2 separate regions of the Homo sapiens genome follow, and region 1 is linked to region 2. Evidence: chromatin loops called from intact Hi-C (ENCODE). Cell type or tissue: GM12878. All regions are shown on one strand. Links, peaks and the distances in the headings refer to the core of each region. The heading gives the core; the rest is flanking DNA.

Region 1 (15,206 bases), core at 3,284-11,283, 89 kb after region 2:
AGACCCTCCAGAACTGGTTTATGTCAGAGTTTCTTAGTTGGAAAGTTTCATCTTAAAGATCAGCACGAGGTTTTCTCAGGTAGTCCTGCAGCATCGCTCGTCTGTAAGTATGAATTGCTGCTCTGGAAAAGAGCCAAAGGAATGCGCAGCTTTTAAATCCACAGTTGTGGCTTTGTGCTCACTCCACTGGGGTAATGAGGCTGCGGTCGGCGCAGTGCAGGTCAGTTCTCCGCGCCTTTGTCCCGTGGTTCTCACGGTCACGGGGGCAGCAGAGGACAGGGCTCATAGCTGGCGGTCCGTCTTCGTTTTCTGCAACATAGTGGTTTATGGTTCTGCTGGTAGTGGAACTGTATCATAGTTGAAACGCTGCTGGACGTTTAATTCCTAGGAAAAGTAAGGCACGTCACCTTCGACATTCCCTTGTTCCTGTCTCTACCCCTGAACAAAATCCACTTGGAATTTTAAAGACAGAACCAGCCTTTTACACTGTATTACTGCAGTGCTTCTGTTTATGATTGTAGACAGAATTCTCCCAACTTTATTGTGGGGACAGAGATTCCAGCTTTTCTCAGCAGGCATGGAGGCCCGTTGGCTCCAGCACAGATCTGAGTTCAGGAAGGACTCGGGGCTGACGTCGGAGGAGTTGCTGTCTGGATTTCTCTGAACAAGACTCTGTTCTGGTGTCTCTGGTTCCTCCGTCACTGCTGCTGCCCCACGTGCCTTTGCACTGCAAGCAGGGTCGCAACTGCTGCTCATTCCCGGGTCTTCCGTGGCCCCTCTGAGTCCCCACTCTCTCTAAGTGGCCTTACCGCAGAATGAATAAAGCTGCCGTACTACCACTTTTTATGTGAAACAAATAATAATTTATAAATCACCTGTTTTTGTCCGCCTTGTGAACTCTCATACGCTCCTGATTCCTATTATCGGTCACATTTCTGGGACCTCAAATCAAAGACGGCTTCAGGAGAGGCCGGTGCTGCCACTCAGGGTAGCGGGCGGAATCTTGGTACATGGCCCCTGCTTCTCTTGGGAAGGAAACTGCTGTGTGATTTAAAGAAACCGCTGTGTTCATCTGAAGCTGCCTTTTCTGGTGAATCTGTGTAGCGAACCCCCTCGTTTTCCATTTGTGGAAATCCTTTTTTTTTTTTTTTTCCATCATTTGGCCAGTTCTCATTCCTGCTGAGCTACACCCTGCTCATGCAGGCTTCGTCCTCCGGGCTGGCCACACGTTTGGGAGACAGAAGGATGTTTCAGAAAGCACAGAGAAGCCCACTCGCCTCGATGTTGTCGACTGGGCTAAGAAGCCCCGAGCAGTGCGGGGGTCACATAGCCCATTCGCTCTCCTCCCCGTCCCCATGCCTACAGAAGCCCCGAGCAGTGCGGGGGTCACACGGCCCATTCGCTCTCCTCCCCGTCCCCGTGCCTACAGAAGCCCCGAGCAGTGCGGGGGTCACACGGCCCATTCCCTCTCCTCCCCACCCCCATGCCCACAGGAGGATAGTGCATGCAGGTCTAGGGCTCTCTCTTCTCCAGCCAGACTTGATCTCAGAAGCATCCTTCATGTGACACTGCAGATGGCTCAGCTCCCCGTACTGTCCCGGAGGCCCTTGGCCTGCCCTGGTGTGAGCACTGGCTTGATTGATGGGAGACCCTGCAGCCCACGCTTGTTCCAGGTGGTTGGGGGAGGGCGAGGAACAGCACCCCAACCGGAGTAAGAGAACACAAAGAAATGGACGCGGCTGTTTTAAGTTCCTAGATCACTGAGGATTGGCTTAGTATTCCCTTCTGATTCCCTAGTTCCAACTGTCATTTAGGAATGGTTATGTGGCAGTAGACTCAGAATCTGACAGAGCAGCTAGAAATCCTCTTGGGAGGGTGGCCAGGCCTTCCCTCTTCCGGCCATCCGTTTTCCGTCATGGGGCTGGGGCCTGTGCCCTGTGCCCTGTGCCCCCACATCCTGCACCCCAGCCCCTTTCCTTGTGCTGGGCTCACACTTGTTGCCGTTCTCCTCCTATTCCACTTCTGAGATGATTGTTGCTATTACTTCTTGTAGTTAATTGATTATTTTCAGAATCAGTGGACAGCTTCTCTGAAAATAGCCTCCATTCTTAGTTCCACGGAGGGAGGGTTGTGCGCTGTGCTTGTGGATTGCTGCCGGGGCGACGGGTTTGAGGCCACGTCTGCAGCCAGCAGCAACGTCAGTTCCAGGAGGGCCTTGGTGGCTGCGGTGCTGGGAAGCGCCATTGTGCTGCGTTGGTGTGACCCTGTGGCACCTGCTGCCAGGGGACCATTCTTTTTGAGTCATGTTTTCTTCAAATTAAATATTGAGAGATTCTAGTCACATCCCACAGTTGCCATTTGCTGTCTGAGTAGAAAATATGAAGAATCGCCTGATTTGAAGCTATGTGGTCAGTTTCATGTCCATAGCAGCCTTGCTTTTCTTCCTTGCTGAGAGATGGAATGCCCTGTCTCACGCTCTTTCTGCCATTACGTCTCTGTCTGCTCTGATACTGAGGTTCCAGGAGGGCTGCCTCGACCTCCTTTCCCTGTAGCCCACGACACCCGCATCCTCTGGTTCTTTGCCAACAGTCGTGGTGCGCGCTTACATCTGGTGCTGGGTTGCAGGCAGGATGGGACTCACAGCTGTTCGTTGACTCTGGGAGGGCTCCCCTGGCTGAGGCTGTCTGCTGACAGGTGCTCTGCAGGTGAGTGTGAGCCTGCACTAAGGAATGCTGATTAGAGTCCATTTCAGGCCCTGTTGGGCACACTGGGAGTGCGCAAGAACCACAGAGCCTGAGAGACACAGTAGGAGGGTGGGAGACGCAGTAGGAGGGTGAGAGACGCAGTAGGAGGGTGAGAGACGCAGTAGGAGCGTGGGAGACGCAGTAGGAGGGTGAGAGACACAGTAGGAGGGGTCGGGAGAGCCACCTGCACCAAGGCCTCAGGACAGCGAATGGCACAGCCATGGGGAGGGTGACTGCCTGTGCAAGGCCGGAGGCCATGGGCACCTGGGTCCAGTGAGGTCAGACGGAGCCCCCGGTGCTCAGCCTCCTGTGACCAGTGTTGGGGGGTAGCAGTAGCGGATGGTGCATCCCAAATGCGGGCAAGAAGTTTGGAAAGATTGGCAGAGCACCAGAGGCTTCATAAAGAGCCATTTGGGAAGATGAGGTTCAGGGGACGGTGGCGGGTGCGCAGGTGTGGGGACGCACTGGCTGCATGGTGCCAGCTTCCTCCTCCCCGAGCTGTGCCCTCCAGCGCTGTGTCTCAGCCTCCCCTCCAGGAGCGCTCACTTCCTCTCAGCTCTGGGCCCCTGTGGCCTCTGCTTTGCCAGCTGCCCAGCCATGATGACCAGTTTCCACTCCAGTGCTATCTCTGTCTTTATTGTTCTTTTTGACCTCTAGGTGCACATGCTGTCGTGCCCCACTGTTCCAGCATCGCTGGCTGGGAGAGGGAAGAGAAGGTGAAGGGCTTCCTTAGAACACTGACATTGAAATTGCAGCTGAATATTTAAAAAAAATGTTTTGTGCTGGCTCACACCTGTAATCCCAGTACTTTGGGGAGGCTGAGGTGGGAGGATCGCTTGAGCCCAGGAGTTTGATGCCAGCCTGGGCAACATAGCGAGACCCTGTCTCTACAGAAAAAAAAAATTAGCCACGTCTGGTGGTATGTGCCTGTAGTCCCAAGCTACTCATGAGGCTGAGGCAGGAGGATTGCTTGAGCCCAGGAGGCCCAGGCTGCAGTGAGCCGTGATTGTGCCACTGCATTCCAGCCTGGGCAACAGAGCAAGACCCTGTCTCAAAATAAATGAAGTGTACAATTCAATGGTTTTTCAAAAAATTAAAATACTTAAAAAATTATTTGGAACCACTTTGGCTGGTTTCAAAGGTTGTGTATTATCTTTCCTCCTGAATAACAACGAGCATTCAGGTCACTGTGGGAGCTGCCTAAGTGAGAGTCTCAGTCTCGGGCTTTGTAGAGCAGAGCCCGTGTGTGTGGACCTGTGCTGCCCTCCTCGCCTCTTGCCCTCCGCCGCATCCTCATCATGCACCTAATCTGCTGCCTTCCAGGGAAGCCAAACAGCCACTGCTGTTGGAGTTGAAATTAAAATGCAGTGGCTGGTTCTGGTCATGGCTCCAGGCATGGGTAGCTCCTTCGGGTGAGCTGCGTAGAGCTGAGCCTGGGTCTTTGGCTGTTTAGATGCATTTGTGGCTGTGTTCTGGGTGCTTCTTCATTGAGAGTGGAGTTGTGGAGAAATGGCTCCTTCGTCAGCTGACTACACTGTGCTGATTTCTTTTGTCCCTGCCTCACTGGGGGTGTGAGGCATCCGGGCAGCATTTTCCTTTACTGCACAATCCCTGTAGTGTTGGCTTTGTTGCTCAGTGAGTATTTGAAATTAATCATTTGCTGCCCTGGGCATGAAGATCAAATGATATCATAGTAGAAATTCGGAATGATTTAGGTAGAGGTGTTATTGTATTGCCCATATGGTTAACTTAAGGGATTGCAGAATTGGTTTGAGTAGAGGACAGGCCTTGTATGGTAAATTAGACCACAATCAGGGGCATCTGGAATTCCCTGAAATTCCCTGGAGCGGGGAGAGGCAGTCTGGTGTGCCAGAGATTCATAGAGGGAGAGAGTACGTTCAGACAGACGGTGCCAGGAGTGTAAAATAATTTATTGTCTAAGGAATTTCAATTTTCAGTTAGTGGTAAGGATAATAGAATCTTTAATTTGGTGCAGATTTTCAGAAGATTCTGAAAAACAAAAAAAGCCCTTAAAAATTAAGAGTTGTAAGGATTGAAATTTGCAGGGAGGTGGATGACTTTATTTTTGAGTGCATTTTAAATGAAAATTGATGGTTTTTTTATGAGGTCATGGGAACTTTTGCATAAGGTGGATAGACCAGTTGGCCACTTCAGGGGGCTGGCAGGGGAACCGCTGGTTGGTCATACCCGCATCTTGGTGCAGCTGCTTTGCTGCCGTGGGTACCCTGAGCCAGTGCTGTGTGACCTGGGCAGACTCCCTATAAAGGCCAACTCGCATTCTGCGGCGATGCTGCCTCTGGAGTGATGAGTGCACGCGGGCTGCATGGCTGGACTCTACCAGCATCTGCGCAAGCCACAGCAGGAAGCAGCTTTCCATCGTGGTTCTAGAACCCTCCTCTCTCACTCATGCATGTGCACACACACAGTCGGAACAGGTCCACAGGACAACAGGCCACAGCGAGAAGGCAGCTTTCCACTGTGGTTCCAGAGCCCTCCTCCCTCGCTCACGTGTGTGCACTTACAAGGTCGGAACAGGTCCACAGAACGGTATTACTGCGTGCTGATTGCACTAATATTTTTTATTGTTTTCTGTTCTGCTTTTCTGTTTCTCTTCCTTTTTGTCTCTTTGAAAACTGGCTATGACACATTGCATTGATTTTGCAACCCACACTTTGAAAAATACTGGAATAGATGATCGCTAATGTCTCTTTCTTAAGAGTTTGTAGTTCTAAAAGTTGTAATTGAGTAGCTGGGACTATCGGTGTGCACCACTTCACCTGTGTAATTAAGTAATTTTTAAAAATTTACAACTATATAGGCTGGGCACGGTGGCTCACGCCTGTAATCCCAGCACTTTGGGAGGCCGAGGCAGGTGGATCACGAGGTCAGGAGATCGAGACCATGCTGGCTAACACGGTGAAACCCCTTCTCTACTAAAAATGCAAAAAATTAGCCGGTGCGGTGGCAGGCGCCTGTAGTCTCAGCTACTCGGGAGGCTGAGGCAGGAGAATGGCTTGAACCCTGGAGGCGGAGCTTGCATTGAGCTGAGATCGCGCCACTGCACTCCAGCCTGGGCAACAGAGCGCGACTCCGTCTCAAAAAAAAAAAATTTACAATTATATAAAGTTTACACTGCAAATATTAATATTCTTCCTCATATTTTGATAAATCAAAAGATAATTGTTCTTGAATTGGGAAGCTTTTAAAAAAATCACATTCAATCTAAGAAAAATGATTATAAATGTGCTAGTTAAAAAATGTTTAGCATTCTTCTCAGGGCTTTTCATCTAGATCAGGAAAATTAGGATTATCCGTGTCACTTGGGCATTAGAATGAAGTTTTCCTGAGAACTGCAGTCAGGTTTTTGGCATGGCTGGCCTTCTGTTGGTCATATGGTGGGCATGGGACGGAAGATGGCTCGATGTTTGCCGCAGCTGTCCATGCCCCTCTACGCCATCCACAAGCCTCTGACCGAGTTGTCCGTGCGTGCACTTGAGCGTTTCTTGCAGGAGAGGCCGGGGCCAAAGGAACGCTTCAGTTGCAGCTGGGCTGTGCTAAGGGGCCTCAGCAGGAGCAGCCCTTGGGGGCCAGAGCCCAGGCTCTTCCAGCAACAGGAAGGACCTTTCTTCCCTGTGCAGCACCTGTCGAACATAACATGCTGGACTCCCTCGTTCATTCCCGGCAGAGAAGCGCTCCCCTCACTCCCCACAGAGCCCTGCTATGCCGGGCATTCAGACCAGCCAGAGGTGGGGGAGCCTGTGAGTAAAGTGGAGAATTGGAGGTGTGGTGCCACCCTGACCACAGCACCTTTCTTCTCCCTGAGGCCACCTCCTCAAATACTCTTCTTGGCCACAGATGAGGGCCCGGCTGTGGTTGGCAGATCTTTTGGGAGAGAACTGGATGGGTGGGGGGTGGGAGAGTTGCCATGTGTCCCAGTCTCAGGGCGGCCGCTCCCTCAGTGTCTGTCGTCTTGGGATTGGCAGTGTCGCTTCCTCGTACTTCAGTGCCCTCTTCACTGCAGTGGGGTGGCAGCAGCACCTGCTCAGGAAGTTGGTGGGCTTCGCTGGGCGCACACGGCCCACCTGGCACTCACCAGCCTCCGGGCTGCCCTTGGCAGGTGCCGTCCACACTCCAGCACTCAGGGAGGGGCGGTGCACATCCTCAAAAACTGACCACACTGGCACTGGTGCCCAGGTGGTGAGTAGGCGGGCTGTGGTCTGCAGACAGAAGCTTTACCCTGTGCACATACGAGGAGTAACTCATTTGAGTGACGTCACTGGACTGCGGCCCTTAGAGCCTCCTGACGCGGAGGTGGGCCTTTCACTTCTGCCTTTTGCATGTGTGAATGTGTGTGTGTGTGTGATTTTAGAGATACTGTTTTAAAACTGCGTACTCAAAGCATTAGTTAATTAACTAGGAAGTATCGTCTTGTGAAAATGATGACCAGGACGGAACCTTTTAAAGCAGGTCATCTGAACCTCATCGCTGTAAAGCAATCTGACTACAAAGTTCATTCTTTCACGTGAATTAAACGGTTTGGTAAAGAAATACTCAGCATAACGTGGACGTGCTCTAGTGATCTTAGGGAGCTGTGAGCTCGTGCAGTCTTGGGTGGGAGTTGGCATTGTTTATGTTCTTTTTTTAATTTTTTAAAAATGTTTTTAATTTTTATTTTTTTTGACACGGAGTCTTGCTCTGTTGCCCAGGCTGGAGTGCAGTGATGCCATCTTGGCTCACTGCAACCTCCGTCTCCCAGGTTCAGGCGATTCTCCTGCCTCAGCCTCCTGAGTCGCTGGGATTATATAGGCACCCGCCACCGCACCCGGCTAATTTTTGTATTTTTAGTAGACACGGGGTTTCACCGTGTTGTGTTTGTGTTCTTTAAAATCCATATCATGTTGGCCGGGCACGGTGCTTCACGCCTGTAATCCCAGCACTTTAGGAGGCCGAGGCGGGCAGATCACGAAGTCAGGAGATCGAGACCGTCCTGGCTAACACGGTGAAACCCCGTCTCTACTAAAAATACAAAAAATTAGCCGGACGTGGGGGTGGGCGCCTGTACTCCCAGCTACTCGGGAGGCTGAGGCAAGAGAATGGTGTGGACCCGGGAGGTGGAGCTTGCAGTGAGCCAAGATTGCGCCATTGCATTCCAGCCTGGGCGACATAGCGAGACTCCGTCTCAAAAAAGAAAAAAAAAAATCCTTATCATGTGAACGTGTTTTGGTGATCTTAGGGAGCCATGAACTCGTGCGGTCCTGGGTGGGAGGTGGCATTGTTTGTGTTGTTTAAAATCCCAAGCCAGAGCTCCCGGGGCTGCCAGGAGTTTGGGCTTGATGCGGGTCACGTAACGCAGGACACCAGGGTGGGGAAGGGCCCAAAGTAAGATACCACCAGGGTGGGGAAGGGCCAAGAATGCTTGCCCCAGTTCCTTGGCGAAAACTGCCAGTTTCTCCCCACATCTCCGTTAGGTAGTGAGAGTGTCAGTCAAGGCAGTATTTTCATGCACGTCAGTGAATGGGCCTTGCTCCTTCCCCCAAACCAGGAAGCTGAGTTTGGCCCCCTGCTTGGGTGTGCATCAGTCAGGCTTGGTAGAATGGAACAGGGTGCATGTTTGTTCTTTCAGCCCTCATTGGAGCTCAAAGATCAGTGCCCATGGGTGTGAGCTGGGATGGCTGTAGGTGGCATCCTTATTCAAATCCAGACTCCTCCTGAACATGTCCAGAAGGGCAGTAATTCAGGGCGCCGGGCCTCACTGGAGTCTGATGTTCTTAGTGGGAACAGCCCTAGTGTACTCCTAATAGTCACCCAGAACAGCTGTTCTCCCCACAGAGCACAGAGCACTCCTGCAGACCACGTTCAGGTCCTCAGAGGATTTAAAATACCAGTGAGCTAGGAATGTGGTACATAGTGAACTCCTTCCTATGTTTGGTGTACTTGGCAGTAATGCACCCAAATGTTGGGTTTGACTGTGCTTTCTTTTTACACTGCTATGACTATGTCCTGTCACTTAAACATTTTGAAGATTCTATCTGAATTTAACCCTGATTAGCAGGGTCCGCAAGGGCTTGGCCGAAGCAAACACTGGGACTTAGGGGGCTGTCCCCTGGGGAGGGCAGGAAAGCTGATGGGTGATGGGACGTGCAGGGCCGGCTCAAAGAGCACCAAGGCCTGCTGGGCCCTCTGACTTGTGTGGCTTCCGCAGCTGGCCGTGACTTTGTCATACCAGTTTTTCAATTTGGACACTGAAATATGAGTAGAATTTTGGTATATCATATAGGGGATAGTCACTTACCAGAGTTTAAAATAGCAAGAGGTACATTTGCTATGGTTCTGATTAATTTGATGTGATTGAAGACTTAGCCAACTAAAAATAATTTTCCGGAAGCATCTAATCATTTGGAGAAATAACTAATCTGCCTCATTGAGGAGATTGCAGCACAATTGTAGAACTAAATAAAGCGCAGACACGATATGGGAGGTTGGATTTCAGTAATGGAGGAAAGAAGGGGCCAGAAGAAAGGACGTCCATTCTAACAGTGTTCTCGGTATTGAATCGGCGCTCACCGCAGATTTAAGAAAGGACATCGATTCTAACAGTATTCTCGGTATCGAGTCGGCGCTCACCACGGATTAAAGAAAGGTGGATTCTAACAGTGTTCTTGGTATCGAATCGGCGCTCACCACAGATTAAAGAAAGGGCATCGATTCTAACAGTGTTCTCGGTATTAAATCTGCACTCACCACAGATTAAAGAAAGGAGGTGGATTCTAACAGTGTTCTTGGTATTGAATCGGCGCTCACAACAGATTAAAGAAAGGACGTCCATTCTAACGGTGTTCTTGGTATCAAATCGGCACTCACCACAGATTAAAGAAAGGAGGTGGATTCTAACAGTGTTCTCGGTATGGAATAGGAGCTCACCACAGATTAAAGAAAGGACATCGATTCTAACAGTGTTCTCGGTATCGAATTGGCGCTCACCACAGATTCTGACCTCAAGGTTGAAGGCGCTGAAGTCAGTGTCTTCGTCAGGTGTGGGGTGCGGGGTCTTTGAGACTGCACGGTGCACTGGACTCTGGTGTTGGCAAAGCTCTGCAGACCACATGTTTCCTCTGCTCTCACACCGTGACCATCATCAACACACAAAAAGACTGCTGGGACCAAACGTGGGGTTTTTTCTGGACACAGCAAGCAGTGGACACCAGCTGGGTGTCCTCTAATTCAGTTCTGACACGGAGACAGCGTCGGATCCCATGGGTTGAGGGCTCGGGGACTGCCGCCCAACCACACCAGTTGCAAGTTCGGGCCTCAGAACTTCTGGCCAACCGGCTTCAGGTTGGGCTTCCCACGACCCGTCTTTGGGTTTGATTAATTTGCTGGAGTGGCTTGCAGAGCTCAGGGAAGTACTTTTGTTTACTGTGTTTATTATCATAAAGAATACTACATAGGCTACGGGTGTGGAGACACATCCCGGCGAGGTACGGGGGAAGGGGCACAGAGCTTCCAGGCCTTCCCTGGGCACCATCCTCCAGGACCTGCTGGACCAGCTGCCTGGAAGCTCACTGAACCTGCCCTCTTGGGTTTTTATGGAAACTTCGTGACATTAGCATTCCTTCCCCAGGGTCTAGGGCAGGACCCTCTCATGGGAGGGTCTTAAGACCCACAGTCAGCAAGCAGGGGGATCATTAGAGTGAAAGGAGGGTGAGAGCCCGCCCCTGAGGTCCACACACCTGGCATCATAACAAGAGACGAACCAGGGCTGTGGGAGTTAGGGGCCAGGAACCAGGGACAAAACCAGTATCTCTCGTAAACACCACAGCTCTTCAGAGGGTTTTTCAGGTGGAGTCACGGGGGAGATGGCTGGACTCAGGCACTCCAGGAATGGAGAGTGCTGTGGCCACACGCTCAGTGACACGACGCCCCAGCCACACGGCATCCGACGAACACCAGACATCTCTAATGCGTTTCAGTGTGCCAGAAGGAAAACATGTTTCCTCCTCCCTCTGATTTCTTTACAGACAATTGTTTTCTTGGGGATTTAGATTACATACAGCATAGGAAATGTGTTGTTCTAATTGGAGTATAATATGATATTCTTCCAATTAAGAACCCTCTTCAGGAAAGAGCTGGTGTGTGGGCGTGGCCGGCTGGTGAGCTTCTCAGTCACGTTCACAGGGATGGGAATCCTTGTCCTCCGGTCTTATTCCTGATGTGTCAGTGAAGATTAACAGGGATAGATCCAGCTAAACATAGCCAAGATGCTATCTAGCTAGCTAGCCAGCTAATCGATGAGACACAGTCTCGCCCTGTTGCTCAGGCTGGAGTGCAGTGGTGTGATCTTGGCTTACTGCAGCCTCTGCCTCCCGGGCTCAGGCAATCCTCCCACCTCAGCCTCCCCGGTGGCTGGGACCACAGCTCGGGCTACCACACCCAGTTGATTTTTGTATTTTTTTGTAGAGACAGGATTTTGCCATGTTGCCAGGCTGGTCTTGAACTCCCGGGCTTAAGGAGTCCACCTGCCTCGGCCTCCCAGGGTGCTCGGGTTACAGGCATGAGCCACCATGCCCAGCCGACAAGATGGTTTTAAACTAATAGCTGTGCCTCTTTAAGACACACACTTGTTAATGGTTGTGTTGAGCATCTTGAACTGCCAGCGGCCTAAGTGGCGTTGCAGCCCACAGGAGTCTCATCCAGACCTGGCGGAATTAGGACCAGGCACGAGTGAGCCTGATTGTGTAAGAGCATCTGCACTCAGAAACCCATCATTTGGATAAGTGTGAGGGGTGTGTATTGGCTGTTTTTTCATTTTAATTTTTTGTTTTTAGAGACAGTCTCACTCTGTTGTCGAGGCTGGAGTGCAGTGGTGCAGTCACGGCTCACTGCAACCTCTGCCTCCAGGTTCAAGCAATCCTCCCACCTCAGCCTCCCGAGTAGCTGGGACTACAGGTGCGCACCACCACGACCTGCTAATTTTTTTATTTTTATAGAGACGGGGTTTTGCCCTGTTGCACAGACTGGTCTCAAACTCCTGCGCTCAAGCGATCCGCCTGCCTCAGCCTCCCAAAGTGCTAGGATTATGGATGTGAGCCACCACACCCAGCCTGCTTGTTTCTCATCTGCTTGCTGGTAGGTTGCAGAGATCCCAGAACCCCGTAGAATGCTAACCTGCATAGCCAGCTGAGCAGTCACTCTTCTCCCGTGATCTCTTGCTGCCACAGCCAAGCTGTTGACCGCAGCACCCGGGTCCCTCCCGTGTAGTGGCGGGCCTCGCAGCATGAGATCAAGGCTCCAGGATGGGGGCTCCCCAGTGGTTTAGGGCTGAGGCCGCAGACCCCCTCGAACCTCTGTGGAAACTGTGCTTCCCTTGAGGGATGGGGCAAAATGTCCATGCCAGAATCTTGAATGTGAAAAGATTGAGGTGTGGGGCGGCCTGCAGGGTGTGGGTGGGGTACGGCACCTTTCAGGGCCTGTTGCTGCCCTGCATGTGTAGATGTGGAGCTCCTTAAGGGCAGGACCCGTGCCCAGCACACATTGAGCTTGTAGAAAGTATGGGGTTTGCGGGAGCCCATGCCTCCTTCGGGCTCAGCCTCGGTGCCTCACGCGCAGTAGGCACATGGGAAGTGCGGCCATTCCCAGGCACTGCTGCAGTGCTGAGCGCGATGTGTTCCCACGTAGACATGGATTTGGTGAGCCACGGTTCCCTCTCTCAGGGGTGCCTTTCCCTGCCACAGTTGCAGGTTGTGGGGCTGGTCTGTCACCTTCAGTGTTGTGATCTCAGGAAGATAGCAGCCCACCCACCTGACATAAAAATCCGCATAGAGAAATTCAGGATTTCTCTTGATTTATTAACTGTGTGCTTTGTTGAGGGCAGCTCGGCTGATGATAAGTACATTTTTATAATTATGCATCATTAAATAGTAATTGTTAAATAGACTTACAGTTTTCTTTCCTATATTAAAAAATCTAGATTTAAAAAATCCAGATTTATGCCATTTCTGTGGTATCGTTTGCATTCCATTCATCTCATTTGTTTGAGGAGTTTAAGAAAATAAAGTGAAGACCTAAACATTTCCTCACATGACCAAGAAATAATACTCCCAATCAGTATGTTTCTGGAATTGGTAGCTGCTACTAGCTGCCCTCAGATACCTCTTGAAGCACTGTATCTGGAGTTTCTCTCATTGGGCACTCTTAACAGCCAAGGACAGGCACCCATTCCTGGACAGATGCTGGTGTATTTGTTGTTCTAATTACTACTAAATTGTTACTAAAGAAAATCAAAACAAAACACAAGAAAGATACGTAAGAGGTCACTTCAGCTCAAATGTAGCATATGGACATTCCCTGGCATATCCACGTCATCCTTAGAAAGCTGAAATACACCTTCTAAAGCATTGTGGCAAGCTAGCGCTCTGCCTGCATTAACTCAGGGGCCCCTCTCTGAAGTTAGAGACTTGCTTTCTCCTATGTCTTCACCTGTCTTGCATTTCTGAAGAGAAATGAGATTAAATTTGGTGACTAGGTTGAGTGCTATTCTCATTTTGGAGATGAAGACAGTAGACAGGAGCTTTTCTAGGACCGTTCAAGGAGTTAAAGTCAGGGATACATCCAGAACTCAACTCTCATGATTCCTGAACATTGCCTGCAGATCCCCCAGAGCTCCACCATCATCATCACCTCCACCTACTACCACTGCCAACACAACCACCTCTACCACCTCCGCCACTGTCATCTCCATCATCCTCACCATTATCATAATTGCCACCATCATCACAACCACCCTAACAACTGCTATCACCACCACCTCGACCACTATCATCTCCATCATCATCACCAACCCAACCACCCTAACCACTACCACCACCACCTTTACCATTACCATCTCCATCATCATCACTAACATAACCACCTTAACAACCACTACCACTACCGCCTTCACCACTGTCATCTCCATCATTATCACCAACACAACCACCCTAACAATCACTACCACCACCACCTTCTTCACTATCATCTCCATCATCATCACCAACACAACCACCTTAACCACTACCATCACCACCTTCACCACTATCATCTCCATCATCATACCACCACAACCACTTCTACCACTACCATCTCCATCATTATCACCAACAGTCACCCTAACAAACACTACCATCACCATCACCCCTGTCATCTCCATCATTATCACCAACCCAACCACCCTAACAACCACTACCACCCCCACCTCCACCACTGTCATCTCCATCATCATCATCACCAACACAACCATAACCACCTTAACAAACACTACCACCACCACCTCCACCACTATCATCTCCATCATTATCATCACCAACACAACCACCCTAACAACCACTACCACCCCCACCTCCTTCACTATCATCACCGTCACCAACACAGTCCCCTTCACCACCACCACCACCTCTACCACTGTCATCTCCATCATCATCACCAACACAACCACCCTAACAGCCACTCCCACTCCCACCTCCTTCACTATCATCACCATCACCAACACAACCACCTTTACCACCACCACCACCTCTACCACTGTCATCTCCATCATCATCATCACCAACACAACCACCTTCACCACCACCTCTACTGTCATCTCCATCATCATCACCAGCACAACCACAACCACCTTAACAAACACTACCACCACCACCTCCACCATCATCTCCATCATCATCATCATCACCAACACAACCACCCTAACGACTACCACCCCCACCTCCTTCACTATCATCACCATCACCAACACAGTCACCTTCACCACCACCACCACCACCTCTACCACTGTCATCTCCATCATCATCATCACCAACACAACCACCTTCACCACCACCTCTACTGTCATCTCCATCATCATCACCAACACAGCCACCCTAACAACCACTACCACCACCACCTCTACTATCTCCATCATCACCAACACAACCACCTTAACAACCACTACCACCCCCACCTCCTTCACTATCATCACCATCACCAACACAGTCCCCTTCACCACCACCACCACCTCTACCACTGTCATCTCCATCATCATCACCAACACAACCACCCTAACAGCCACTCCCACCTCCTTCACTATCATCACCATCACCAACACAACCACCTTTACCACCACCACCACCTCTACCACTGTCATCTCCATCATCATCATCACCAACACAACCACCTTCACCACCACCTCTACTGTCATCTCCATCATCATCACCAGCACAACCACAACCACCTTAACAAACACTACCACCACCACCTCCACCATCATCTCCATCATCATCATCATCACCAACACAACCACCCTAACGACTACCACCCCCACCTCCTTCACTATCATCACCATCACCAACACAGTCACCTTCACCACCACCACCACCTCTACCACTGTCATCTCCATCATCATCACCAACACAACCACCTTCACCACTG
Region 2 (14,406 bases), core at 587-8,586:
GTTCTGAGTAAGCTCAGGAAACGTCAAATAAAAACTGGATCTGGTCATTTAACACGCAGCTCGCAGATATCCAGTGCTAGAAGAAAACACCAAAACGCGGTAAAATTCTGTATGTGGGTCCACTTCCCGTGTCTGGCGATTAAAATAAGAATATATTCTTGCGATGTTGGATTCTGTCATCATTGGCGTTAATATTTTTATTTTTTTGGAGATAGGGTTTCACTCGGTCCCCGAGACTGGAATGCAGTATCGTGATCTTGGCTCACTGCAGCCTCGGCCTCCCTGGCTCAAGTGATCCTCCCACCGCAGCCTCCTGAGTAGCTCGGACCACAGACGCCACCACCCCGGCTAATTTTTGTATTTTTCGTAGAGAGGGGGTTTCGCCTTGTTGTCCAGCCTGGGGCTTTAATCTTTTTAAAAAAGAGCTTCCATTTGTGATTCCACGCTGCGTGGGGGCAGCTCAACATCTCGGGTGCTTCATCATGACCCAGGAGGCAGAGGCTGCGTCCACTTTATAGATGAGGTGACTAGGCCCGCAGACACTAAGGGACTTGCTCAGATTTACAGAGCCAGGGTTCGAATTCAGTCTGTCTGAAGCCTATGTTCTTAAAAAAAAAAGCCCATATATTTAGTATTTTAATCAATATAATGTATACAATAGGAACGTCAATGAAAGACTTACAATGAAAAGCAATGGTCCCCTGCCCCACCTCTCAGCCCCGTTCTTCAAAGAGGTTTACATCTTGAGTGGTTTCTTTAGGTCATTCTCCACAGCTCTGAGTAAGCTGATCCTTTTTATTTTTTTCTTGAGATAGGATCCCCTGATGTTGCCCAGGCCGTACTCGAACTCCTGAGCTCAAGTGATCCTCAGCCTCCTTAGTAGCCGCTAATACAGGTGTGAGTGACTGCACCTAGCTCTAAGCTGATATTTTGTATTACACAGCCTTGTCTTTCTATTACGATGGGGTGATGGAGCCCTTCTGTCATATCCCAACTCTTCTATCCCCTGGACTGTCTGTGTTAGGCCTATGCAAATACTGTTCTCTTCACGGACAAATTGAGTGTTTCCCTTCCTGTACAGCGTGGATTTTTCTGTTAGTCATGGCTTTTCTCTTGGCACTTTCTGTTCCCATCGACTCCTTACATTGTTTTAAATTCTCAAGGATAGTGTCAGGTCCCCTTTCTCCTTCAGCCCCTGTCCTTCTCATCTGGATGGGTTAGCTTGCACACGAGCCAGCCTGATATTTTCCTTTCTTCTGTAGCTGGGTATGTTCAGGAATGTTTTCATCTTGGCTCTGTTCGTTTCCACAGGAACCTCTGGCAAGTGCTCTTCCTCCTTGTGGAGACCCCTCTCCCTCCCTGAACGCTCTTGGATCTTCTCTTTGGTGTTAATGATGTTTTACCCTTGTGTGTGCTGAGGTGTGTGGATTCCTACGCCGGGGACTCTGACTCTGGTGCTTTGTCCTTCAGCTCTGGGAAGTTCCCTTGTTCTGTCTGAGAAGTTCTTCCTCTCCAGCTCTGCTCTTCTGTCTTAGGAGTTCCTGTTTGTGATGGACGTTCTAGGTGGAGCCCTGGAGTTGCGTCTTTATCCTTCCTTCTGTGTCTCGTTTATTCTCATTCTGGGAGAGGGCTTTAATATGTGTTCACAATCAAATTTTTAATGTCCAAGCATGTATTTGTCTTGTTTCTTTTTCATAGTAGCTTATTGTTACACAAGTGCCTCATCTCCATGACTCTAAGGAAACTAATAAGGATTCTTCCCAGCTCTCCTTTGTTCTGATTTCTTGTTTCCACTAATGTCACTTAAAAAAAGTGTTGGCTTCTTCCTCTTTATGGCAAGTCCTCCATACTGATGTTTACTGTTGTCTGAGGCAGGAGGAAGCTGGCGGAGAGCCCCGGGTCTGTGGGGTGCTTTTGAAAGAGTCCAGTTTCCCCTCGGGTGATTGGGAGCCTGTCACCGTGGGACCTGGAGCACCAACTTGCAGATATTTTCTCTGGGCTGTTCCGCTTCTTTAGGAAGGCCCCTTTGCTGGCCGTGGGGGAGTTAGCTCTCCTGTGCGGGACCGACTTGGCAGGTGCGGGTTTGGCCTGCCCGCAGGGCTCTGCGAGGCTTGGAGCCCCACGCCTGTGCCCCCGGTGCTTTCCCTCTGCCCTGATCGGGTCCTCTGCATCTGTCAGGAGTGTGTTCTTTCTTGTGGGTTGATAACACCCTATTAAAGATGATGTTAATGGAGTGAGAGGAGGTCACCCGTACGGCCAGTCACTCCCCTTGAGCAGGAATTTGCAAGCCTGTTCTATTCACTCCACCTTCCTGCTTCCTTGTGGCCTTGGTAATTGCCCACAGTCAACGGGGTGAGGTGCCAAGCCGCCGTTCCACAGCCGCCTCTGAATTGCAGCGTGGGCTGGTGGCTCTGGCCCTGTGGCCTTGGAGGGCTGCCAGCGTACCTGGGCAAGGCCCGGCAGACCCGTGTGGTAGCAAAGACCCTGACTTTGGCTCCTCGCTGGGTCAGTGTGCCAAGCGGGCCGTCTGCCCTGCTGGGGTCCAGGAGGGCCTGCAGTGAAGCAGTGGTGAGCGTACTGGGAGCATGATCTTTCTGCATGGTGGCTGACTGTCACTGGGAGGTTGTGTGTAGTGCGGTGGGCTCTGTCTGCCAGAGCCTTGCCAGCCGAGCGTCCAGGGGCCAGCTGTGTCCATCAGCATCACTTGGGTATTTGTGAGAAACGCACACTTTCAGGCCCTACCCAGGTTCTCGTGCAGAATCAGACTGCAGCTTGGTCAGCTTTTAATTTTCAGATAGTTTTTGACTTTACAGAAAAGATGCAAAAAATATTTCACTGAGCTTCCCTGTTGTCTTCATCTGCTTCCCCTGATGTTGACGTCTTATGTAACCAGGCATCCATATAAACGCCAGAAAGTTCACAGCATTATTGCGTAAATGACAGACCTTATTCGAACTTCGGTTTTGCACCAGTGTCCTCTTGCTGTTTCGGGATCCCCTCCGGGACCCCACACTGGTGCGTGTGGCCGCCCTGTCTCCTTAATGTCCTTCTGTCTGTGATATTTACATAGTCACAAAGTATCTCCCCCAAGATACACGTCACAAAGGGAAAAATAAAACTGTAGCCTCTCGGTGGAAAAACCCAGCAGATACTGTGTGAAGCAAGTGATCGGGGTAACACCATCAGTCATAAGACGTTGACACCAAGGACCCAGTGAGACACATCACTTCTCTGGCAGTGTTGCCAGAAATGCAGTCTCATCATGAGAAAATGCTGCACCCAAACTGAGGGATGCTCACCACAGTCCTGGCCAGTGCGTCTCAAGTGTCCAGGTCTTGAAAGACAGGGAGGCTCAGAATTTCCTGCAGGCAGGTGGCCAGGTGATGTGTGTGCACCCTGGTCCACACGGAAGGCCTTCCCACAACCTTGAGGGAGGTGAGGGAGTAGGGGTTTGGGGGCTCCAGGCACAGGTGCTGGGCAGTGGGCCTCAGTGGTCTTGCAGCTCCCCCGTCAGGATTGTTAGCCTTTGGGTTCCTCGTCTGCAGTGATACTGTACAAATCCCAAAAACTCCAGTTACACGATTAAGTGATTGACATGACATGGAGTCGCAAGGCTGACTTGAAAATGACTGTAACTCACAGCACCAGTTTAGCCACTGCAATCTAGAGAAACTAAACATTTCCTCATTTTGAAGGAAAGACTTCTTGGGGAAAGTCAATTTGAGGGTTTGAATGAGAATGAGATGAAAGCTTTAGAAGGTCCTCCCTGTGCCTGAGGTAGATAAACATCTGTATTTTCTCTTCACACGGGTGACGGTGGTGAAAGCATGACATCATCTGACTTGGTCAGCAGAAGTGCTCTGAACCATCCGGAACTTTGGGGGCCTGGGGGCCGTGGGGAGGAGTTTCAGGAAGTTGAAAACAGTATTGGGTGGAATCACACACTTGCAATTTGCTCTGAAAAAGCTACACTTGTTTTGTTCTCAGCTGCACCTGGGGCCCTTCAGCCCCTGCAGGAGAAGAATGGGGCGAGTGATTGGTACGTGGCCTTCCCAGCCTGCAGAGCCGCCTGCTTTGGTTGTAATCATAGGCAAGCTCAGCCTGCTTTGGTTGTAGTCGTAGACAAGCTCAGGTTTCCGCCTCTGCACGTCCCGGTGGGCTCGCCTGGGACTCCCTTTGTCTGTTGTACAAGACTCCACTCTGGCCCCCCCTTTGGAAGAGACGATGTCTCCATCCTCAGGAAGTAGAGAAACACTCTCCGCCACCCTCCATCCTGACCCCCGTGCAGAGGATGAAGTGCTGTCCCAGAAGCCCCCTCTCAGGGGTGCCGTAAGTCTCAGAGAGAGGAGCACCCCGGGGCCTCCGTGGCAGAATCCTGTGAGTGTCTTTGGTTAAAATGTGCAGGAAGTGTTAACTCCTAAGCTGCCAGCAGATGGTGTGCCGAGATACTGTGAAGTCACATGAACTTGATTCCTGTTGGAAAGAACCACTCTGCAATCCTTCGCGTCTACACTTCGTCAAGAACCGTCCAATTTGATTAAACATTCTGGATCGTCAGCGTTCACGGTGGAGCAGACTCCACGACTCGCTGCTCCCATGGGAGGTGTCTCTCTGGGGAAGGGGTCAGTGGTGGTGGAGGATGGCGCGGTGCTCCATTCGGAACCCACAGGTCGCCAGCTTACAGCGTGGGAGCTGTGGAAGGACACATGGAGCAGAGGCGGCTGAGGAGGTGAAAGGCTGAGAGGAGGCTGCAGTGAAACACCTGAGGAAGGCTGGGCAGAATGGATCGGGGGTGTGTATTGGCTGCAGTCACCTCCCCTCTGCTCGTCTGTGTCCACATTCTGTCGTGGTTGAGACCGGATCCTGTGTGGACCGGGTGGGCTGGTGTGGAGTCCTGTCAGGAGACCTGGGGCGGTTTTGAGGCAAGCTCACGGAGGCCTGCCGCAGGGCCCTGCGCTGACAAACCTTTCGCTAGTGACCAGTTACCTTCTGTGTCTGAGAGAAGGCCGTTGTGGCCTGTAGTGATTTTCCTTTTCCCTTGAGATGAAAAGTCATCAAATATCTGGAAGCAAAGCTTAATCTTTCTGAAAGTAGAAACGCGTTTGGATGGAGCCGGGAGGGAGAACTGGGTGCGCGCTTGGCATTTCCTTGCCGGTGTGAATGCGCTTCCCGTAAATATGGCAGAACGCCTTCACCTTTCACCAGATGACGCGGGGGGAATTGGGCCACGGTCCCTGCTGTCATCATGGCATGCTGCAAGCTCTGTGGGCGCTGGTGGCCAGGATGCGGACAACCCCTGCCGCTACGTGTCCTCAAGTGAGCTCAGCTCTTGTGTCGGTGGGAGCTGGCGGTGGGTCCCTGAGCAGAGTGCTGCCGCTGCCAGTCTGCGTTTTCTGCCGAAATGCGTCCCTGAGATTGAGAAAGTTCACACCCTAAGTGTTTTTAGAAGGCTGGGTGCCCTGTTTCCCAGCCAACAGTTGTGACTGTCAGTGGGCAAACACAGTTTGCAATAATTGGCCTGTTGTCTTACAATTTCTGGCTCTCCTCTTTGTGGTGTAGGTCATGTTAGGTGGTGGTCCTTGGTCGTTTGTGCCACGTTCCCTCATGTTCTTGAACTCTGAGTCCCTAGAAACTGACATTGGTCTTATTTTGAGTGCATTATTTTTCAAACTTTGGGTCTGAACCCACATCAATTGAGTGGGCCATGGCCAGTGTTAAGAATACTGGATAAAATGGAGCATGCCTTGGATAAAAGGAGCATGGTTCGGAGTGGCTAACGGGTAGGTATCGACTCAGGAAACTTGCAGTGATGAGTGTATGAACTTACCATCGTAGGCCCCAGTCGAGAGCGTGGAAACCACTCTTCTGTGATGTGTGTCTACTAGCGGGTGGTTATGCACAGCATTTGACTGAATTTGGGTAACTCTGGATGTAGTGTATAAAGTACTTTTTAAAAGGCCATCCACTGGGCCAGGCATGGTGGCCCAAAGCTCCCAGCGCTTTGGGAAGCGGAAACTGGAGGATCACTCGAGCCCGGGAATTGGAGGCTGCAGGGCTGCAGTGAGCCATGATTGCACCACTGCACTCCAGCCTGGGCGGCAGAGTGAGACCCTGTCTCAAGAAAAAACAAGCAAAAACTATTCCCGTTAAGCCGCTTGCTTAGGGGTGACTGTGATTGAACATGTGGCTTCTCATCCAAGTTGATTTTAATCTCTATGGAGATCAGACTAATAACCTCACAGTAGAAAATCCACCAGTGAGCTCAGCGGCACAAACTCACAGCCCAGCAGTGTTTGCAGAGGGGAAGGCCCAGAATGCGTGGAGGCTTCGGGATCCATCCTTTGCAGACATAGAGAATTCTCATGGGGGAGGGAGGACCTTGCGGCGCCTTGGCAGTGAGGGGAGCAACCTCAGCATGATGTTGGCACGTACACTGGGGACTGGGTGGTGACACCGTGCATGCCCACAGGGGTGGAGATCTTTGTGGAGTTCACTGATGGATCCCAGAGGCCCAGGACGGGATGGCACGCTTTTCTGTGAGGGTCAGAGTGTAAGTGTTTCTGGCCTTGTGGGGCGTGGGATGTCTCGTGCCACTGTGAAGCCGCTCGACTCTGCTGTTGGGCTGAGAAGCAGGCACCTTGTTTGTGGACGCTGACATTTGAGTTTTATGTAATTTTCTCATCATGAAATATTGTTCTTTTGTTATTTTTCTGTTTTAAAATGTAAAACCCATTCCTGGCTCACAGGCTGCATAGAAGCAGGTGGAGAGCTGGGCTGGGTTGTGGGCCCTCACGTGCCACCCCCTGACCTAGAGTGTGTTTGCCCTGGGAAGGAATAAGACGAGGTTGTGTAGAGAGGCAGTGGCTGGATGGGGAGAGGCCTGGGCCCTGCACAGAGGAGCTGAGGTGTGAGGCTGCTTGCGAGGGAGGCGGCTGACCAGGCTTGGTACTAGCAGGCTCTCCGGGGAGGAGGCCCCCTGGAGGAACAGCGCTGGCGTCAGCCACAGAAGGGCTTAGCGGCCATGGTCTTCCTGCTGCAGCCCGTGTGGTTTTGGGAGGGACACATGGAGCATTGGAGGACAAAGAGACGGCCAGATCGGAGTGTGTGTGGCAGAGGGGCGATGCCACCCTTCGGAGCGATGGGTGCCAGGGTACTCGGTGAGAGCCCAGGTCCCGGGTGAGGGGGTGGGCTGAGGGGGAGTCAGAGAGGGAGGAGCCTCGGGATGCGGAAGGGCGAGAGCAGGGCGATGAGGGTGGGGCCGCAGGGAGGTGGCCGGGACTCCTGGTAGTATTCTTGGGGAGAAAGATAACAGGGAAGTGAGGAGGGTTCAGCTGTGGAAGTGCTGGGATGGCTGATCCGAGTGACCATGGCCTAGACGGGGTTTAAACCCTGGACTGAAGAAAGTGCCGGTGAGAGGTCAAGGCAGGAGATGGAGACCTGGGGGTGACAGGTGTCCCCGGCACCTCCTACCCCCACCCTGGGAGACAGTCCCAAGGGGCACCTTCACTGGGGGCTGGCCCTCATGCACACCAGCCAAACCTCCTGCCCACCTTCTGGGGGCTTCTGGAGCAGAGCAGAGGCCCCGCGGACCGTGAGGATGGCCACAGGGAGGGGAGATGCGAAACACTGGCCGTGGCAGGTGCCCACGCAGTCAGGAGCTTGCTTGTGGGGCTCTTGTCTGACACCTGGGAGATGAATTTCAGTCTGATGGTGGATCTGGACCCAGATGGCTTGCTTGGGATTCAGCAGCTCTTGGGAAGAGCCACACTTGAGGATGGGCTTGGGTGAGGGTTTGGAACGTGCTTAAAGAGGTTGGCAGGCAAGGATTTGGTGGTAGCAGGTGGGGCACATCGTGTATTGGCAGGGTTTTGTTATTTTTATCCTAAAGACATACTTATTTGCAAACCTTCTATTTTGGAACATTTTGAGATGTATACATATGTGGCAGAGATAGCATAGGGAGTGCCCTTGTGCCTGGTACCCAGTTTCTCCCGTTGCTAACAAGACGCATGACAGCAGTTCATGGCACAGTGTTGGGTGTGCCCCGGCCAACTCAGCAGATGAGCTGTTTCACAAAATCAGTGATTCTGCTCTGATAAAATGGCAAGTCCACGGAAAGCACTTTCATTGTATTTTGAAGTTGGGTGGTTGTTGAGGGATTATTTGAGTTGTAGTTGAACTAGCTGCTCTTTTCATGGAACACTATAAAAAAATAATTTACAGATTACTGACATCTCTTACTAAATGAGTGAAGTTAGCCTCTCACCTCAAAGAAGTCAGCTAACAGTGTTTGTTGCCAGTGATAAAGTTTGAGCTGTCAAGTGAAGTTGGAGTTTTGGAAAGTTTGTCTTTGCCACCGTGAGCCCGAGAGCTCCCAATAAATCAGATGCCAGTGCTAATGCTGATGAACCGTATGCTTTTGATATTATAGACTGAACAACATTTGCAAGAGCTGCCTAACTCGGTGAAGCAACATTTTCCAGATGGTCGATGCGGGATCACGCCTGGGTAAAAGATCCATTTAGAGTACAAGTCAAGCCAATGGATCTTAAAGCCATAAAGTGCAGAAGCTCATGGATACAGTTCACATTCCATATTGCAAACAGCCTTTAAGGAAAAATAAAACACACTTGTTGCGTGTTGGTGTGGTGTCAAAGAGGAATCTCCATAATTATCTGAAGAGCCTATTAAGATACTTTTCCCTTGTCTAACTGCATCTCCTTGTAAGGCTGCATTTTATTTTATTTTTTCGTACTTTTTGTAGAGACAGGGTTTTGCTGTGTTGCCCGGGTTGGTCTCGAACTCCTGGACTCACAGAATCTGCACCCCCCCGGGCCTCCCAAAGTGCTGGGATTACGGGCGTGAGCCACTTCCCCTGGTGAGGCTGCCTTTTTGTCATATGCATCGACCAAAACAACATATCGGAGCAGACCACCGGTGGAAGCAGATAGGAAACTCTAGTTGTTTTCAATTAAGCCGGGCATTAGAAATTTGTAAAAATGTAAAACAATATTATCCCTCTTCTCATTAAGGTTTTGTTGTTCTTTGGAAGCTATAGTTATTTTTCATAAAACATGTTTTGTATGTACCATGAATGTTTGTCCCCTTTGAAACTCATGTTGAAAGCTGGTCCCCAGTGTCACAGTATTAAGAGGTGATTGGATCATGAGGGCTCAGCCCTCAGGAATGCGTTCAGTGCATTTATAGACTAATGGGCTCTCCTCGTGGTGGGTTAGTGATCATGACAGGGCGTCTGTTATAAAAGCCAGTTTGGGTGTCTCTCATATCCCCACCAGCAGGAAGGCACTCCTCAGATGGGACCCCTGGACCTTGGACTTCTCAGCCTCCTGAACTATAAGAAATGCATTTCTTAGGCTGGGCGCAGTGGCTCATTCCTGTAATCCCAGCACTTTGGGAGGATGAGGTGGGTGGATTACCTGAGATCTGGAGTTCAAGACCAGCCTGCCAACATGGTGAAACGCTGTCTCTACTAAAAATACAAAAAATTAGCCTGGTGCAGTGGCGTGCGCCTGTAATCCCAGCTACTCTGGAGGCTGAGGCAGGAGAATCACTTGAACCCGGGAGGTGGAGGTTGCAGTGAGCCGAGATCATGCCACTGCACTCCAGTCTGGGCTACAGAGCGAGACTTGGTCTCAAAAAAAAAAAAAAAAAGAAAGCACATTTTTTTCCTTTATGTAATAAATTACCAGTCTCAGATACTCAGTTATAGCAACAGAAAACGGAGTAAGACAGCGTTAATATGTAATGTGTTAATTTGTATGATTTTTACATGAATTAAAAAATATTCAAACATTTTTTGTTCTAATTTCAAATATGGTAAATATCGATAGGTAGAATCTGTACAGGTGCAAGCTCTTCAGGACCCTCAGTAGCTTTAGAATGGTGAAGAGGACCCTGAGGCCAGAAAGTCAGAATTACTGCCTTAGAGCCTAGACGCTTCTTAAGATGTGTCCCTGGAAATTATGCATGCTCAGGTGAAATTATGCATGCTAATATATTCAGGTTTGGAATTTGACCACTTACTTACAAATTTGAATTTTTCCTCCCTTTCCCCCGCAAGCACACATTTGGGGGGCCATCTTAAAGAAAAAGCAGTGTTGCCTGAATGACCCCAAGAGTAAGTGGGAGCCGTCGGGAGAAGTGTTCTTGCTTCTTTCTGATTTCCCGCCTATCTAGCATCCGATCAGTCATTTATAGTTTTCTTTCCAGTTATTTCCCATCTCATTCTTGTACGTTCCACTTCAGACTGATTTCGGGCAAAAGAAGTAGGCTGAGACTTCTTCACATGTCTCAGTTTAATAAAAGTTGACTTCTTCATGTCAGTTCATCCTGCCTTTCTCATTATTTCTTCCTTTCTAGACTTACATCCCGAGAGGATTTGACTAAATGGAATGATTAATTTCTTAGCAGTTTCCTCGTTTCGGGAGATTTAGCTTTTTACCAGGTACCACTTAGTCTCATCTTTAAGTGGGAGTTCCTGTCCTAATTTTTATGGCTCTTTGGACTTGCCATTCCAGCTCGGGTGGCCTGGGAGTCTCCACACAGAAGCCGTCTGAGGAGAAGGGCGCCAGGACGATCTGGGGATGGGCTGGGAGCTTGGTGGCCGTGGTCCCTTCTTGTCACTTTACTGTCTCAAGCGTCTTCTCTCCCTGGTCGCACGCGCTGTGAGCTTATTGTTCTGGGCGTTCCCCACCCTCAGTTCCCAAGTGCAGTGCAGGCCAGGCCCTGTGCTAACTTTTTACAGCAGGGAATATACTCAGTTCATATTTTTGCCATCTGTAAAGTGAGGTAGGCCCCTTCAAGACATGTAAGGAGTATCTATGGCTGTGGAATGCATCTTTTTAGACTGGCCGCTCTGCATGGATCTGATCACGGGTAGGTGCTGTGATTCACACCACGTCAGAGCCCCGCTCTGGGAGGTGACACATCTGGGCTATATTGTTCCACTTCCTGTGGAAATGACTGCGTCCAAATCAGATGCAGCCTTAGGACTTTTCTTAAGGGTTGATGGAAGAAACAGCTCTATGAAGAATGTCTGCCCTAAAAATACTGACGGGAAAAAACCCGTTACGTTGTGACACCCCTAATGATGCATGTGATGTGGCTTAGGTAGCGACAGAGAAGATCCTGGTGTTGAAGGAAGCCCTAGTGTTAAATACAGGAAGCCTGGCTTGACTTTTCTTGCTGCTGTTTTTCATGTGATGCTGATAATCTATAGCAGTTTGTTTTTTAACTTTGACTGTTAAAGCCAAGTTTTCTGCCCAGTTACAGTGGGTTTCCTTTTAGTCCTCTTTTAATGGCTTTGTGGTTTTGTTTTATGGGTGTCCAATATTTTTGAAATAGTAATAGCAAAATTAAATACTTTTGCAGCTGTCCGTTTCTCCTGATGACCAGCTACCGTTAGCCTTTGCTGACAGTGGATGGGCACTGTTCATCAGATGTGTCAATCACCCTGATTCCACATTCATGAACTGAGTAGTTAGATTAGTAACTTAATTATAGCACAGTCCTTATTGAAATCAGGACATGGGCACAACACACTTTGAAAACCTTAATCCATGGTTTTTAAATAGCATTTCTGACATTCATCATTGTGCATTGGGGAATGACGTCAGTGGTGTGTTCTCACTGGACTCATCACAGACGTATTCACTGGATGCGGTGCGGGCCAGGCCCGGTGCCCTGCTGAGAACACAGCCATGCCAATTCCTGCCCTTGTGAAGCTCACCTTCTAGCAGGAGACACTAAGCAAGAGAAACCTTTCAGATGTGTAGTAAGTCAGACAGTAGAGCAGGAAAGGCTGCTGTGCACGTCACCGTTGCCGAGGCGTCCAGGAGGCGTGCAGGAGGCGTGCAGGGGTGGCCAGCTCCGTGGTAGGACCCTGAGCTGAGTGTATCCCTGAGAAGCATGGGGAGGCCCAAATGCAGGGGCCGAGTGAGCGTGGCGGGGAGGAGAGCCCCAGGGGCTGCAGAGGGCCCGTGAGATGGGAAGCCCTCGGAGGGCTTAGAGCAGATGAGGGGCATAGCCTGGCACGTGTTTTTATGTGACGCCTTGAGCGCTCTTTATCGTGATCACAGCAGAGGTGCAGGTGACAGTGAGACGGCCGTATGTGAGCAGGTCTGAGGGGCGGCCTGGGTCCAGGTTGGGAGTGACAGGCTGGGAAGACGAGGCCGGATCAGGGTGAAGGAGAGGAGAACCCAGGAGGCCTGAGGTTTTGGCCTGAGCATCTGGGAAGTAGGTGTTGCCTTAAATTGAGGTGGAAAGTGTGGAAGAAGCAGGTTGGTTTGGGGTGGGTGACAGGGGCTCAGTTTGGACATGTTAGAATTGAGACGACCCCTTAGGGGAGACACCTAGTAGGTGGTGTGGTGTGAGGCCTGGAGTTCATGTGCGAGGTCTGAGCTGGCAGGGTGATAGGCGCCATTGGCGTGGAGATGTATCTGAAGCCACAGACTGATGAGCCGCTGGGTCAGTGCTGGCTGAGCAAAGGTTCCAGGGCCGTGCCCTGGGCATGCATCCTCAAGTCAGGAAGTGGATGTGGGACCAGCAGAGAGACAGAGGAGTGGGGGCCAGGCAGGGAGGACAGCGTGGGGAGGAGCCGGAATGAGCCCCATCAGGCCCTGTGGTGGGGAGAATGGGGGCAGCATCTGGGCTGGAGCAGTTTTGGGGGAGTAACTGAGTGACAGCCCGATGGGTGGGATCTGGAGGGGATGTGAGCACTGAAAATGGAGACCGCAAGTACAGGCGGGGCTTCTGAGGAATTTTATCTGAAAGGGAACAGAGAAATGGGGCTGGGGCTGGAGGGGCAGGAGGGAGGGCAGCACCGTGGGGGAAGGGTGTGCAAGGGTGATGCTGAGGGACCAGGGAGGGGTGCTGACTGGGTGTGGGGCACATGCCCGAGGAGGCAGGAGTGGGCATTCTTGGGAAGTGAGAGGGAGGAGAGCAGGATCACCCACTAAGCCCGAGGCGCAGAGGGTCCAGGAGTAGGGGAGCGTTCGCATGGCTGGGCGGGGCTGGGCGGGGCTGGGCGGGGCTTGCAGCATCAGGCGCACCTGAGGTTGATTGGATGTGGATTCTCTCCCCATCCCTGCCCGAATGTGTGGGTCCCCATGCCTTGGTGGCTGAGAAGTGGATTTAAGGCCAGGTTAAAGATGGTTCTGTAAAGTTTATCAAGATTTGATGTAGTTGGCCTTGCCTGTAGACACATCACTTGGTTGTAGAAACAGTTTCACAGGTAATAAATAAGTAAGGCCTACGGAATAAGGCCTATGGAAAGCTCAGCAGTCCAGGAGGGCGGAGTGGACAGGAGAGTGGGGCTCGTGCAGTTGGAGCGTCCCTGCTCTGGGTAGCCTGAGGTTTGCTATTTGTCATCCCCAACTGTCTTGGATGTGTTGGCACACCTGGACAGATGACCACACGTGGACACCATGTTTAGGAAGCAGAATTGGGATCATATCATCCGCACCGCTGTGCAGCTTTCCATTTGTATGCCTTCCTTTTGCTATCATATTCTGGAGATCTTTCCATTTTGGTTCATGTAATTAAATCAGTCTCATCCATGTGAATGACTTGGTGGTGTCTGGCAATCTGGATGGGCGTGGATTCTTCACCACTCCTGTTCTGCTGTACATTCAGGGTGTTACTCTGGGCTGTAGGCCCTGCTTTCCCATATGCGCCCTGAGCCCTGCATCTCTTGGTGGACTTGGTAGGGTTCTGAATAGTCGTCAGAGTAAGAGGCTTGCTTGAGCATTAGTCTCAGTCCAGCTGTTTTATTGTATTAAGACTGGACTATCCCCAGGACTTCTGAGAAATGGCAAATTTAATTTGCCAAAATAGCAACCACAGGCATTGCTGTGTTCCAGTTTTCTTGGGCTTGTTGCCCTAGTTTTTTCTATTGAAATCTTTACTGTTAGCAGAATTTTAAATGACTCTTGATCCTGGCAACAGAGGCATTTTGAGTAAACAACTCGAATAATGTGTGGTGTCCTCATTTGGAAGAGGTTAGGATTCAGGATTTTATGGTGAGTTCAGAGCATTTTCTGAAGCCACTTGCAGAGCTTTTAGAAACTAGCAAAAAGCTTGAATTGGGCATTTAAAACTATTTCCACTGGCCCCTTAAGAGAGGCAGGAGTTTAACCTGGACTCTCTGGACCCGGGGCTGTTTGTGGAAGGGCCTCGGCATGTCCTTGGGTTTAGTCTGGCTGCACGTGGTGGGCTCCAGAATACCCTGTTTTGAACCAGGTAGTTGTTTATTTTCCTTTGCTTTGAGGAAGTCTGAGGCAGGCAGCCTGGGCTGGTGTGGCAGCTCCCTGGACGGGAGGGGCCTGGGCTCCTTCCTTCCAGGGCTTTGCTCCTCCGCGCCAGCTCCTTCTGCCTCCTTCCACGCCT

What was found. Peaks named below come from ENCODE experiments on the same cell type or tissue, not always from the same donor. Only the 100,000 strongest peaks of a DNase experiment are listed, where the experiment ranks them.
Region 1: it touches region 2 in a loop (2.0-fold over the local background); 3 of 110 quality-filtered maps call a loop at or near these places.

Annotation. Positions count from the first base shown.
Region 1 is chr16:88,039,120-88,054,325 of GRCh38, forward strand. The region is part of intron 11 of BANP (BTG3 associated nuclear protein); the gene reads left to right. Among named protein-coding and RNA genes, the nearest start is that of BANP, 95 kb to the left of the region's middle. RefSeq lists an enhancer at 5,774-6,275. In GM12878, for the core only: no CTCF peak of the experiment used is centred there; DNase peaks (open chromatin) are centred at 5,272 and 7,062; H3K27ac peaks cover 1,672 bases.
Region 2 is chr16:87,952,585-87,966,990 of GRCh38, forward strand. All of the region lies in intron 1 of BANP (BTG3 associated nuclear protein), which reads left to right. Among named protein-coding and RNA genes, the nearest start is that of BANP, 8.4 kb to the left of the region's middle. RefSeq lists enhancers at 3,762-3,881, 3,951-4,893, 4,312-4,371, 14,397-14,406. In GM12878, for the core only: a CTCF peak has its summit at 4,433 (motif pointing right); a DNase peak (open chromatin) is centred at 3,827; H3K4me3 peaks cover 2,643 bases; H3K27ac peaks cover 3,037 bases.